3 separate regions of the Homo sapiens genome follow, and all the other regions are linked to region 1. Evidence: chromatin contacts called from ENCODE Hi-C data. All regions are on one chromosome and are shown on one strand. Each heading gives the region's core, a stretch centred on a gene start or an enhancer-like site at or near the end of the contact. The rest is flanking DNA. Distances are from core to core; before and after follow the strand shown.

What was found. Hi-C counts contacts between places; a loop is a spot of excess contacts on that map. Pooled maps may share reads with other maps.
Region 2: a pooled map shows a loop between it and region 1 (8-fold over the local background). The contact joins the enhancer-like site here to the promoter of LINC02245 in region 1. A Hi-C loop is called at or near these places in 2 of 37 single-sample maps with no recorded cell type and 3 of 50 pooled maps.
Region 3: a loop to region 1 is called in a map with no recorded cell type, with 9 times the contacts of the local background. The contact joins the enhancer-like site here to the promoter of LINC02245 in region 1. A Hi-C loop is called at or near these places in 3 of 37 single-sample maps with no recorded cell type and 2 of 50 pooled maps.

The regions. Positions count from the first base shown.
Region 1 is chr2:64,930,197-64,934,370 of GRCh38, forward strand. LINC02245 (long intergenic non-protein coding RNA 2245) reads right to left here and starts at 2,251. Exons shown (of 3, transcript NR_036586.1): 1 at 2,149-2,251. RefSeq lists enhancers at 2,626-2,765, 2,806-2,875, 2,916-3,065.
Region 2 is chr2:62,139,225-62,143,398 of GRCh38, forward strand. No RefSeq gene overlaps it. Among named protein-coding and RNA genes, the nearest start is that of B3GNT2, 55 kb to the right of the region's middle. RefSeq lists an enhancer at 2,842-2,931. Within about 2 kb of position 2,032, at least 3 of the 41 ENCODE cell types and tissues checked have a DNase peak (open chromatin) inside an H3K27ac peak, as active enhancers do.
Region 3 is chr2:62,304,986-62,309,159 of GRCh38, forward strand. No RefSeq gene overlaps it. Among named protein-coding and RNA genes, the nearest start is that of MIR5192, 100 kb to the left of the region's middle. RefSeq lists enhancers at 299-826, 827-1,352, 918-987, 1,028-1,097, 1,818-2,107. Within about 2 kb of position 1,931, at least 18 of the 41 ENCODE cell types and tissues checked have a DNase peak (open chromatin) inside an H3K27ac peak, as active enhancers do.

The sequences.
Region 1 (4,174 bases), core at 1,001-3,500:
AAATGAAAAAGAAACAGTAAACTGTTCTTTCAAATGTTTTCCATTCCCACTAGCAGGGTATGAGAGTTCTAGTTTCTTCACATTCTTGCCAAAATTTGGGATGATCAGTCTTTTAAACTTTAGACATTGTAACATATGCATAGTGGTATATTGTGGTTTTAATTTGCATTTCCCTTATGACTAATGATCATAAGGGATCATTAGTCAATGATGCCTTCATCATTGACTGATGACCAAAGCATCATCTTTGGTGAAATGTGGAATTAAATCTTTGCAAAAGTAAAATTTTGCACAGTTTAGTGTCCTGTGTCATTTATTTGCCAAACATCACAATGCTATGACCTGCTACTTCCTGACACACTGACTTAACCCCTCTAAGTGTGCATTCAAAATCCTAGCATCAGTAAAAGCCAGCATTTATGAGGTGCTTATTACATGCCATTGCCTGTGCTTAGCATTTTATGCGTACTAACTCAGTTATTCCTTACAACATCTCACTTTTTGGGTGAGAAAACAGTGACCCAGAGAGATGAAGCAACTTGCCCCAAATCACACAGCTAGTTCAGTGGTAGAGCAGGGGCTCAAAGTTGTGTGGGAAGTGGGAGAGAAGAATATAAAGAAGCATTGGTCTGCAGTTGAGAATTCATCTGCGGTTTTTCCACATCCTTTGTGCAGAAGGTGAATAGATCGTGGAATTGATCTGGAGTCCAGAATTTTGCCAAGTGCAGAGGACCACAGGGTATGATATCGACCAAGTTATTTGAAGTGACTGATTAGGTGATCTTGACTAGCTAGAGAAGGAAGACAGAAGAAAGAAAGAGCAACAATGGAGGAGTCAGAGGGCTCCAGGAGGTTGGAGGGCCATGACAGGCAAGAGAGTGCTGCAAACATGGATGATTTTGGCTAAAGTGAGATGTAGGAACTTGGGAATTCATAGGCGACAGGGCTCCTAGTACTGATGGGGTTCAGGCACAAGGAGGTTGGATACTGGCAATCAGGAAATGAAGGGCAATGTCACTAAATGGCTTGAGTCCCAAAGAGATAGTCATTTATTTTAATTTTTTTCTAGAGAAAAACAGTTTAGATGCATTCAGACTATTTTCTGTTTTTTCATTCACATGTTATTTTTTATGGAATGAAATCTATCAATATCTTCCTTTATGGTTTGGGTGATGTTTCAGGGTGTTCAATCATCCCCATTTGCATGGAACTGTTCAGTTTTAGCACTGAAAGTCCCACATCCTGGGAAATTCCTCAGTCCCGGGCAAATCAGAACAGTTGGTCACCTTAGAAGCCATGGACTCTCATACTTCAAAAATTACCAATAGTCTCGCAACCAGTTCTCTCCTTTCATTCTCATCCCTCCTCTCTTGCTGAATTATTATCCAAAATACAAAAGAACAAACTCACAGACTGGTAGGAACCTACATCTTTAATCCTAACCCCCGTTACCTGCTTTGGATATCCAACACTCTAACCAAATAGGCTTAATTAAATATGATTCCCCAAACACCCCCACCCCAGGTGTCTCAGTCACTCTGTGCTGTTATAAATGACTATATACTGGGTGGCTTAGACAACAGAGATTTATTTCTCACTGTTCTAGAGGCCGGGAAGTCAGATCAGGGCGCCAGCATGGTCGGCTCTGGTAAGGGACCTCTTCCTCGTTTGCAGATGACCATTCTCTCGTTGTGTCCTCACATGGCAGAGAGGATAGAAAGCAAGCTCTCTCCTGTCTTTTCATGAAGACACTAATCCCATTCATGAGGGATTCACCCTCATGGCCTAATTACTTTCCAGAGGCCACACCACCTAATGCCATCACAATGGGGACTGGGCTTCAACAAGTCGATTAGGGGGAAGGGGGGAGCCACAAGCATCCAGTCCATAGTACCAGGCTCTCATATCTCAGGCCTCTGTTCCTGGTCTTCTCCTTCCCTGAATTTTCTCTCCCTTTGCAGCCTGCCTGCCTCCCATTCTTCCTTTCAGACCTTCCTTTGAAGCAACCTTGTCTAGGAAGGCTTTGCAACCTGAACTCTTCCTCCTTAGATATTTATAGCTCTTTGAGCTCCTCTATTAATTATAACAAGGTAGTAAGTGACAGAACATCTGACACCAGATGGCTCAAACAAACGAAAAGCACCCTACCTTTGGAAGGTAGATCCACATTCAGGCATAGTCGGATTACAGGATCAGAGCATAGCCATCCAGATTCTGTATCTCTTCCTCCATCTCTCAACTCTAGGTTACCTCTCTCCTCGGGCAGCCCCTCCCCTCACAGCTGTAAGAGCATCGGCAGCTTCTTGGGCTGCATTTTTTCAGGGTATGGGAAAAGAGGAGGAGTTACTATATCAACATCCCCAGAGGCTGAAAATGCCCCTGACTGGACCACTTTATTCCATCGCTGTGGTCAGGAGGTTGTGCAGGGCCATGAGGCTGCACAGGTGGTTGTTATGCATTGCATGACACCAAGAGGTGCCATTCACATAGTCTGCAACACAGCTACCGGACCGAGCACACCCTTTCACCTCTCTGGGTCTCAGTTTCATGAGTCAGATAAGAGTGACAAATCTGAGGTCTCCTTTAGTCCTACAGATCTACCATTCCACCATTCTGTGACCTCCTCTGTTGAAATAGTATTTTAGTGGTTTGGCTATCTTTCCATGAAGAGTTCTTAAACTCTCTTTTTATCTATGTTCATCCCCCTCCAGAATAACAAGTGGGTGGTAAGCTTTTTTAAAAAGAGGAAGCAGAGAAGCCCAAAGAAATTAAGATGTAAAAATAGTACATTGTGAAAATTCTCAGTTCCGTGTTACCACTGGTCATATCTATTTGGCTGGACAAGTTATAATGTAGTCGCCATTTGCTGAGTGTTTGTTACATGCTTGCTTCTAAATGTTCCTTGTGTGTTACATCTTCTAGTTTCTTCTGGTGACCCCCATGGACTAGATGGTACTGTACCTGTTGTTCCCATTTTATAGACAAAGAAAGTAAGCCCTGGAAAGTTGCTCGGGGTGCATGTTCACCGAATGGTGGCATCTGGATTTGAACATATGTTTGCTGGGCTTCACATTTCTCTCTGACCCAACACACTGTGTCACTCCTTCGTCAGAGTCTCTGCTGGAGTTCATCGAGTCTCAACTGGGGGCTCTAGCCCAAGGGAGTGATGTACTTGCTGGTTCACAGGAACATGAGTGTTTTTAAAAGGAAGATTCAATTTTAATATAATTAATAATTATAAATAATAACAATTTTATATTTGGAAATTTTTATTTTCTGACAAAAGTATAGAAAGTAAAATTCAATAAAATACTCTTGGCTGGTTGCAGTGGCTCATGCCTATAATCCCAGCCCTTTGGGAGGCCAAGATGGGTGGATCACGAGGTCAAGAGAGTGAGATCATCCTGGCCAACATGGTGAAACCCTGACTCTACTAAAAATACAAAAATTAGCTGGGTGTGGTGGCACACGCCTATAGTCCCAGCTACTCGAGAGGCTGAGGCAGGGGAATCGCTTGAACCTGAGAGGCAGAGATTGCAGTGAGCCGAGATCGCACCACTGCACTCCAGCCTGGTGACAGAGCAAGACTCCATCTCAAAAAAAAAAAAAATACTCATGGCAAGTGGGGACACACAGACAAGAGAGATGCTTCTTCATGTATCAGAACCTTGGGTCAGGGATGACCTTTGAGACTTGTATGTCGATCTGAAGAAGAAATTGTTTTTAAAAAGCTGAAAAGCACAGATCGATACAATAATGGGCAGGTCTTATTTTAGTTAGTATCTGTTTCAATTCAGTCTCTACTTTGCTGCCCAGGGCTGTGTGTATGCCACTAACCTTTCCCAGGGAGTGCTGGTCAACCAGGAGAGCAGGCTGGATGTTGTAGGGGAGCCCTGCCTCTCCAGGCAGCAGCAGGTAGGTCAAGACTCAGACAGCCTCTCTTCCAAGCCTGGCTTCCTGGATCTTTGTCCAACCCTAACGTGTGATGGGAGGTACACAATGCAAAAATAACCAAAGAGACCTAACTGGGTTGCTGCTGAAAACAAGGGCTTTTTCATATGAAGATGTCACATTAAGGAAAGAATACCATGCAAGCTGATAGACGACTGTTCCGCAGGAAGGTGGAACCAAGGTGGTCCCTGCTTGTCCATGCATGGGGCACCATCTCTTGGTG
Region 2 (4,174 bases), core at 782-3,281, 2.8 Mb before region 1:
GTCAGGCTTTCCTTGGAAGCTCTAGTTCTTCTCAGCTGTAACAGCAAAAGCCTAAATTCCATTATAGACTCTTTATTTCCTTTATATAACCTCTCTTCCCCCAGTCTTATTTTAATAATGATTCAAAAAGAGTTCCAGCATTAAAAAAAAGTAGTTTAACTCTTCACCCCCAAATGCAAGAAGGTGGTGAAAAGCAGAGGATGATGTTGAGTATCTTAAATAGCTGACATCATGTCAAACTATTAATTGTTGAAGTTATTTTTTTACACCTGAGTGAACATTTAGAAAATAATATAAATAGAAATTAAAGGGAAATAAATGCTAAACCGATGTTAGAAAATACTGTTTTCTGAAGTGTACAGTAAGTATCTTTTTGTATGTTTTTTTTTCTTTTTAATTTATTTATTGAAATGGAGTCTCACTCTGTCACCCAGGCTGGAGTGCAGTGGCGCGATCTTGGCTCACTGCAACCTCCGCCCTTTGAGTTCAAGCGATTCTCCTGCCTCAGCCTCCTGAGTACCTGGGATCACAGGCACCTGCCACCGCACCCAGCTAATTTTTTTTTTACTTTTAGTAGAGACGGAGTTTCACCATCTTGGCCAGGCTAGTCTTGAACTCCTGACCTCATGATCCATCCGCCTCGGCCTCCCAAAGTGCTGGGATTACAGGTGTGAGCCACCATGCCCAGCCTTTTATTTATTTATTTATTTTTGAGAAGGAGTCTCACTCTGTCGCCCAGGGTGGAGTGCAGTGGTGCAATCTCTGCTCACTGCAACCTCTGCCTCCCAGGTTCAAGCGATTCTCCTGTGTCAGCCTCCCGAGTAGCTGGGATTACAGGCATGCGCCACCGCACCCAGCTAATTTTTATATTTTTAGTAGAGACGTGGTTTCACCATGTTGGCCAGGCTGGTCTCAAACTCCTGACCTTCGGTGATCCACCCACCTCGGCCTCCCAAAGTGCTGGGATGACAGGCATGAGCCGCTGCACCCAGCCTCAAAGTGTATAGTAAATATCTAAACAAATGAAAGGGACAAGATATAGAAGGAATCTTAGGATCAGCTGAGAGATAATTGAATACTTTCCTAAAAGAACACAATACTGGAAGGGATGGGGCTTTGTGGGACAATTGCTATTTTGAATTCTTAGGTGTCCAACTTTACAACCAAGGTTTACAAATATTTTAAATGGTGATTTAGTCAGCAGAAGGGAAGACTCAAATAGAACATAATTAGCTTAAGCTTACCTCTAGTTGTAGAGTATACAGGTTTTGACCTCAAAATTTGAAAAATCGCAATTTTTATCTAAGTGCAATCAAGTTTTCCTTATTTGGGGATGGCCATAATTGTCTCTCATGGCAACTCAACTGTATGCAACATTGAACCATCCTTTGTTGCAAAGGAACCTGCCTGGGCCTGCTTCCTGTTAGATAAATGGTCCCAACTGGCATAACTTACAAGTTTGGTACATAAACTATCTGATTACAATACTAACGCTATACGTGAGCAGGTAGTAAAATATGGGCATTTACATCATTTATTCACCAAGAACTGTAATTAGGCATTTTCTTTCTCTTTTATTATATTTTAAAATTTAATATAGAGACAGGGTCTCACGCTGTCCCCCAAGCTAGAGTGCAATGGTGCAACCATTATTCACTGCAGCCTGAACTCCTGGGCTCAAGTGATCTTCCCACCTCAGCACCACCACGCCTGTCTTGTTTCTGTTTTACATGCTCTTGGCTAGTTTCTGTTTCCCACTGGTGTTAGGGTTTTAACTTCTGTTGATTCACAGGATGCAGGTGGGGGAGAGATGGCAAGGGGGAAAATATGAATTTGATTACTCAAGTGGAACAAGGTGAAACCATTAGTTTAAAATAATTTTAGGCTGAAAAATTAAAATCATTAAATTATTTCCTTCATGCTGTTATTACACTGTTTTTGTATTAAAGAAGTAAGCATAAATATGAGGATTGTATATTATTTCTATTCTGGCTATTTTTAGAATCATGGCTAAGAATTGGCATGGATCTCAGAATGACTGATTTGGAGGCTTTAGCATCTGGTCAAAAATGAGGAAACATCTGGACAGACAGGGCAGAAGATTTGTACAAGGCCGTGGTCAGGAAGGAATTTCAGGTCTACTGTCTTCCATCTCTACATTCTACCTTTTAGACCCTTCAAAAGAATAAGTGCTTATTTCAAAAATCTGTGTCCTTGCTCATGTGTTTAAATAATGACAGTTCCTGTAGTGAGGATTTTTGTATGCAGATGTGACCTAAGACTAGGTCCAACGTCACTTACATCCTGCATCCATGTTAGACCTGTCTCTGTGCTTCAGGTTGCTGTCACTCTTTGTAGAGCCTGATGCTGTTTGTGATGACCTTGGCCTCACTTTCCACTCAGTGCCACCCTTCTCTGGGTGCAGTGTGCAAAATGAGTAAGTTGGCTGCCACATGGGGCTTCCAGGCTGTCCACAGTACCCAGATAGCCAGCACATTATTCTCATCCTAGCTGGACAACCATTGACCCAAGCTTGGGTCTCGGGTTCTTGGTGACAAGTTGTTATAAATGGAGAACCGATACCGGGGCACGGTGGCTCACGCCTATAATCCAAGCACTTTGGGAGGCTGAGGCGGGCGGATTGCTTGAACTCAGGAGTTCAAGGCCAGCCTGGGCAACATAGGGAGACCCTGTCTCTACTACTAATAAAAAAATTAGCCAGGCATGGTGGTGCATGCCTGTGATCCCAACTACTCAGGAGGCTGAACTTGGAGGTCGAGTCTGCAGTGAGGCTGTGTTTGTGCCACTGCACTCCATCCTAGGTGACAGAGCAAGACCCCCTCTCAGAAATTAAATAAATAAATAAAAATTTTTGAAATGGAGAACTGAGAAAAGGAACACTAATGCAGTTGTGTTCCCATGGAAGATAGTCAAACAAAGCTAAACATAGCTGGAGTAAGAGAACCAGTGGCTGCTAACAGACGTGGAACTGTGCAACTGAACTAACCCCAAGGCTTACTCCCTCCCTGGGGAGTTGAGGCCAGAAACATTTTCTGTAGCATCTGTGGCAGAGCTGTGGGGCCTTTCTGGCTCAACTGGGAAGGAAGGTGACGGCTGTTGTTCTTCAAGGAATCGCTTTCCTGCCTCCTGAAGGGAATCACCAGGGCCTAGATTCTGGAAAGGGAAGGGAAAGTGGAGAACACAAAAAGGAAACGTTTTCTTGTTCTCCCATGAGATTCATGTGCATGTCCCCAAGCAGATTGCCAGAGGAAATGAAGGTTCTTTAAAAATAATAAATAAATAAATTCTGGCCCAGCACAGTGGCTCACACTTGTAACCCAGCACTTTGGGAGGCTGAAGCAGGAGGACCACTTGAGCCCCGGAGTTAGAAACCAGCCTGGGCAACATAGCAAGACCCTGTCTCTACAAAAATGTTGAACAATTAGCTGGGTGTGGTGCACACAGCTGTAGTTCCAGCTACTCAGGAGGCTGAGATGGGAGGATTACTTGAGCCCAGGAGTTCAAGACCATCCTGGGCATGATGGTGAGACCTCATCTCAATTTAAAGAAAAAAAAAATCCCTCCCATGCCTGTAATTCCAGCACTTTGGGAGGCTGAAGTGGGTGAATTGTTTGAGCTCAGGAGTTCAAGACCAGTCTGGACAACATGGCAAAATCCTGTCTCTACAAAAAATTAGCGAGGCGTGATGGTGCACGCCTGTAGTCCCAGCTACTTGGGGAGCTGAGGTGGGAAGATCAATCGAGCCCAGGAGGTCAAGGCTGCAGTGAGCCGAGATCATGCCACTGCACTCCAGCCTGGGTGACCTTGTCTCAAAAAAAAAAACCCACCAAAATCCCTCCCTTAAAACAGAGTTCAGTGACGGTTGTCACTCTGTGCAAAAATGAACTTGCCCAGTGGGTTTATATTTACTATCAACCAATATCAGCCTATGAATAGCAGAAAAAGGCAAGTAAGGCCATGTAACATTTCATTTTTTCCTGGAGCCCCAGGCTGACCCTGGTTTGGCTGGCCAGGGTGGGACTAAAGGTGAGGCTCCAAATCATCTGGGTACAGGCGGACCACATAGACCAAGAAAGTGCCTTTCAAACTGCCACATTTGTAATCCTAGCTACTCAGGAGGCTGAGGCAGGAGGATCCTTGAGCCCAGGAGTTC
Region 3 (4,174 bases), core at 681-3,180, 2.6 Mb before region 1:
ACTCCCTGATTGGATAATAAGACTCAGAAGCTCCAGTTCTCCCCTTCCTATGTGGCTTTGCAGGTTCTGTGTCTGACTGGACTGCCACTTTTCTCACGTACCTGTGGTCTGTGCTACAGAACATCCTAGCCACACAAGAAAGGTGGGAGCAGTGGGTGGCTTGAGGCCAACTGAGGTTTCAATCCAGTTCCTCTCCCCTGCCACCTGCCTTACCTGGTGCTACCTCTGCAAACACCACCTGCTGGGACAGTGTGGGTGGGAGGGGCTGGTGAGGAGGATTATTTCCTGTTACTGCCTTGGGGAAGCTGCTGAGGGCATTGCTCACGCCTTTGATCTGGGCATAGAAGGAAGCCACCTGCCCTAGCCAAGGTTTTAGTGCAATGACCAGATGAGAGGCTTCAGGTTACCTCGGGGCCCTGAGTCTGGAATCCAGAGTCACAGAGAATGAGGGAAAGTTGTGGAATCATTGGTGGAGACAGGATTGGAAACCTCTTGCAGCCAGAAAAATCACCATCACAGAGGGAGACTAGAAACCATCTCTGGGCCTGAACCTATCTTTGCTCCCGCCTTTCTTGTGCGGTCAGGTGGTTCTGGGACAGTAACCTCAGGCAGGTGAGAAAAGTGGCAGTGCAGTCAGACAATTCACAGAGGCCAGACGGGACAGGGAGAACTGGAGCTTCTGAGTCTTATTATCCAACCAGCCAGGCAGTGGGGGTGGGCTTCGCTCTTCTCTGCAGAGAGGCCTCCAGAAGCAACCTTATCTCAGGCACAGCTTATGAAGCTCTTTCCTGTGAGCCAGCCACCAGTGTGCTCAAATCTTAACAAACAGCATGACCTTTACTTAATAAAGGCCTGGGGGAAAGCCAGGGCAAGCGTTCCCACTTTAAAGTGCTTCATAAACGACGTGGCACCTGCAGTCACAAGGATGACATGATTAGCCTGCTGTCACCTGAGTCATTTTTTCCAGATGTGGTGAGGGGCAAGGCAGCCAGCTGGTGTCATGGAAAAAGCTCTGGATTCGAGTCTCGGTCAGATGTTGGCTACCCACTCAAACTGCTGCCGTGGCAGCCCTGCCTCCTTGCACGGCCGTTTCACATCTCTGATGTGGGAGATGAAGAGGGGTATGATCCATGCCTGGTATTTTGCAAACAGAATGCATGCATTCATAGATATGAGAGCACTGAAAAAACCCAAGCTCTTGATTCGGCAGCCAGACTGTGTAGGGGGATGTTCACTAGACTTGGTGTTTAAAGACTCAGGTAGGATCCAAGCTAATTCTATTTTTTTTTTTTTTTTTTTTTTTTTGAGACAGAGTCTCCCTCTGTCACCCAGGCTGGAGTGCAGTGGTGCGATTTCGGCTCACCGCAACCTCCACCTCCCGGGTTCAAGCAATTCTCCTTCCTCAGCCTCCCAAGTAGCTGGGATTACAGGCATAAGCCCCCAGCCTGGCTAGTTTTTTGTCTGTTTGGTTGGTTGTTTTTGTTTTTGTTTTTGTATTTTCAGTAGAGATGGCATTTCACCATGTTGTCCAGGCTGGTCTCGGACTCCTGACCTCAAGTGATCCGCCCACTTCAGCCTCCCAAAGTGCTGGGATTATAGGTGTGAGCCACCATGCCCAGATGGATCCAAACTAATTCTTAGTCATGTAAATCTAAGCAAGTGACTTAGTGTCTCCGGATCTCAGTTTTCTCCACTGTGGAATGGAATGGTTATAATCACCCTGCACCCGGCTCTCCTGAGAGGTAGATGAAATCAGATGGGGATGCATGGGAAGTGCTGTGGGGGCGGCGTACTCCGATGTTATTTGATGCTGTCTAAGGTTAAGCCTTCTTATTTGGGCTACTAGGGCAGAGCCCATCTGGGCCTCCCAAGTCCATTCTCTTTCAAGAGAAGAGAGCAGCTGCCAGTTGCCCTGGTAACCCAGACCAGCAGCAGGCTTCCTGCAGGGACTTTCCTGCCCTGGCACAGTTGTCAGTTTCCCTTCTCAACCTTAGCTGAGGCCGAAAGTGTGGTGGAGACACAGGTTTCTCAAGCAGGGCCCTCAGCAGAGCACACCGTGCCCACTGGCATTATTGCCACAACTTCTCCTTGCTTTGTGGAAGAGAATCTGGTTACACATCTTACTGGTTTTTCTGCTTTCTTTCTGTGACTCATCATGTTTGTGAATATTTCAGGTAAACACTTGGAGGGGGCAGCCTTCTTGGCTCAGTTTTCTGCTCTCTGTGTTCTCTGTGCCAGGCTGGTGACCCTCCTCTCTGTGTCCAGCCCCCTGTCCCCTGGAAATAGGTAAGGCATCTGAGATTGCTGGCTGCCTCGTCTGTCTTCAGCCAGGACCTGAGGGGTTTGTCTCTGTAGCAGTGGAGTTCATTCACTGCTATCCTTTGTGAAGAGTGGAAGCTGCCCATTTCTCCCCTGCCCTTCCTGACAGGAAACTAGCACTGGCTGAAATTTCTCCAGGGCTGACCTGCCTCTCGGTGTCCTGGTCCCATGTTCAATATAAAAGTCCTATGAATCGCCACAGTCTTCAGGAGTAACACTTCCTATTCCCAGAAAGTCAGGACCAGCCTGGGAGGACTTCGCACCTTCCTGGGATTTGCTCTTTTGACCATCCCCTATCTGTTTTCCTGTAATTATCTGCTGTGAAACTTACAAAACTAAAATGCCATGAGTGCTTATCTACGGGGCAACCAAAAAAGAGAAGGCCTTGAACCTGAGTCCCTCTGTACATGTGGGTTTCTATGAGGGGTGGGTAGGCACTGCCTGATGAGGGGGCAAGAAAGCCTAGAGCTGACAGGGCACCAGGGAGGGGCCGAGGAGCCTGCCTAGCAAGGAGACCTGTGGGCGAGTCCCTGATCTGTGCCAGCCAGGAAGTTGTAGAAGGCAGGGAGCAGTTGCCATGCTTATGTGATTCTTGTAGGAGTGGTCCCTGAGATTAGTTGGAAAGGCCCTTTATCAAGGATCGGAGCGCTATCCAAACTCTTGGTTCACAGGAATAATAAGTGTAAAAGCATGTAACATCCCTCGTAGCTGTCCTTTATCGACGTTTCCTCTGTGCCCTGCCTTATCTCATGCTCATGTTAAACCTGGGAGGTGGTAGTTTTATCATCACCATTTTACAGAAAAGGAAAACCAAAGAGCAACCACGTGGGCTAGGAATGTCGCATCCGAGTGGCTTTTACAGAAGCGTGCTAGATGCCAGGTGCCCTGCAAGGTGCTTTCCCAAGTACCATCTGGAATCCTCAGAAGAGGTCTGTGGGGTAGGCTCTATTATCCCTGCTTTATAGGTGAGGCCCATAAGGTCTGCAGAAGGTGATGTGCCCAGGGTGTGAGTGCAAGTCTGTCTGTCAACCCCGCTGCAGCTTTCTGCAGCACAGAAAGCTGGTCCAGCTCTTCAACTGGTTAGAAGGCTGGTTAGAAATCAGCCACAGGTCCCTGTCACATCCCAGACCATCACAGACCTCCGTGCTGCTGGAGGATGGCAACCTGCTCTTGACTGGCTCTCCCACCCTCTAATCCCTAAGCAGGCCTGAGAGAGAGGAAGGAAAAGGGAACACCTGGCCCAACAAGGGGCTTGGACCCGGGTCACCTGTACCTACCATGTTTACTTGCACAGTCTCCTCACCTTCTGTACTTATTCTGAGGGTGCATGAGCTTGGCCATTATAAACCAAGGAGACAAACTTATTTATTAGCTGCTGTGAGTCCTACTCTGTGCCTTTCCTGCTCACAAAATCTCTGTGAGGCAGAGAGCAATCCCCATTCCACAGAAGCAGGAATTGAGATAGAGGGGTCACGAATGAACCTCCCGGGTTCAAGCAATTCTCCTGCCTTGGCCTCCCGAGCAGCTGAGATTACAGGCATGCACCACAATGCCTGGCTAATTTTTTGTATTTTTAGTGGAGATGGGGTTTCACCATGTTGGCCAGGCTGGTCTCGAACTCCTGATCTCAAGTGATCTGCCCAACTTGGCCTCCCCAAAGTGCTGGGATTACAGGCGTGAGCCACTGCACCCAGCCGAGGTTCATTCTTACACTTAATAAAAATACACATATCAGACAGTCTGCTTGATGATTTATATTTTTTGTAGCTAAGGTCTTGTCAGATCTGAGTAGAGCATCATGTTTTTCAATAATCACAAGAGCTAGCTTTTATTAAGGGCTTACTGTGTCCAGTGC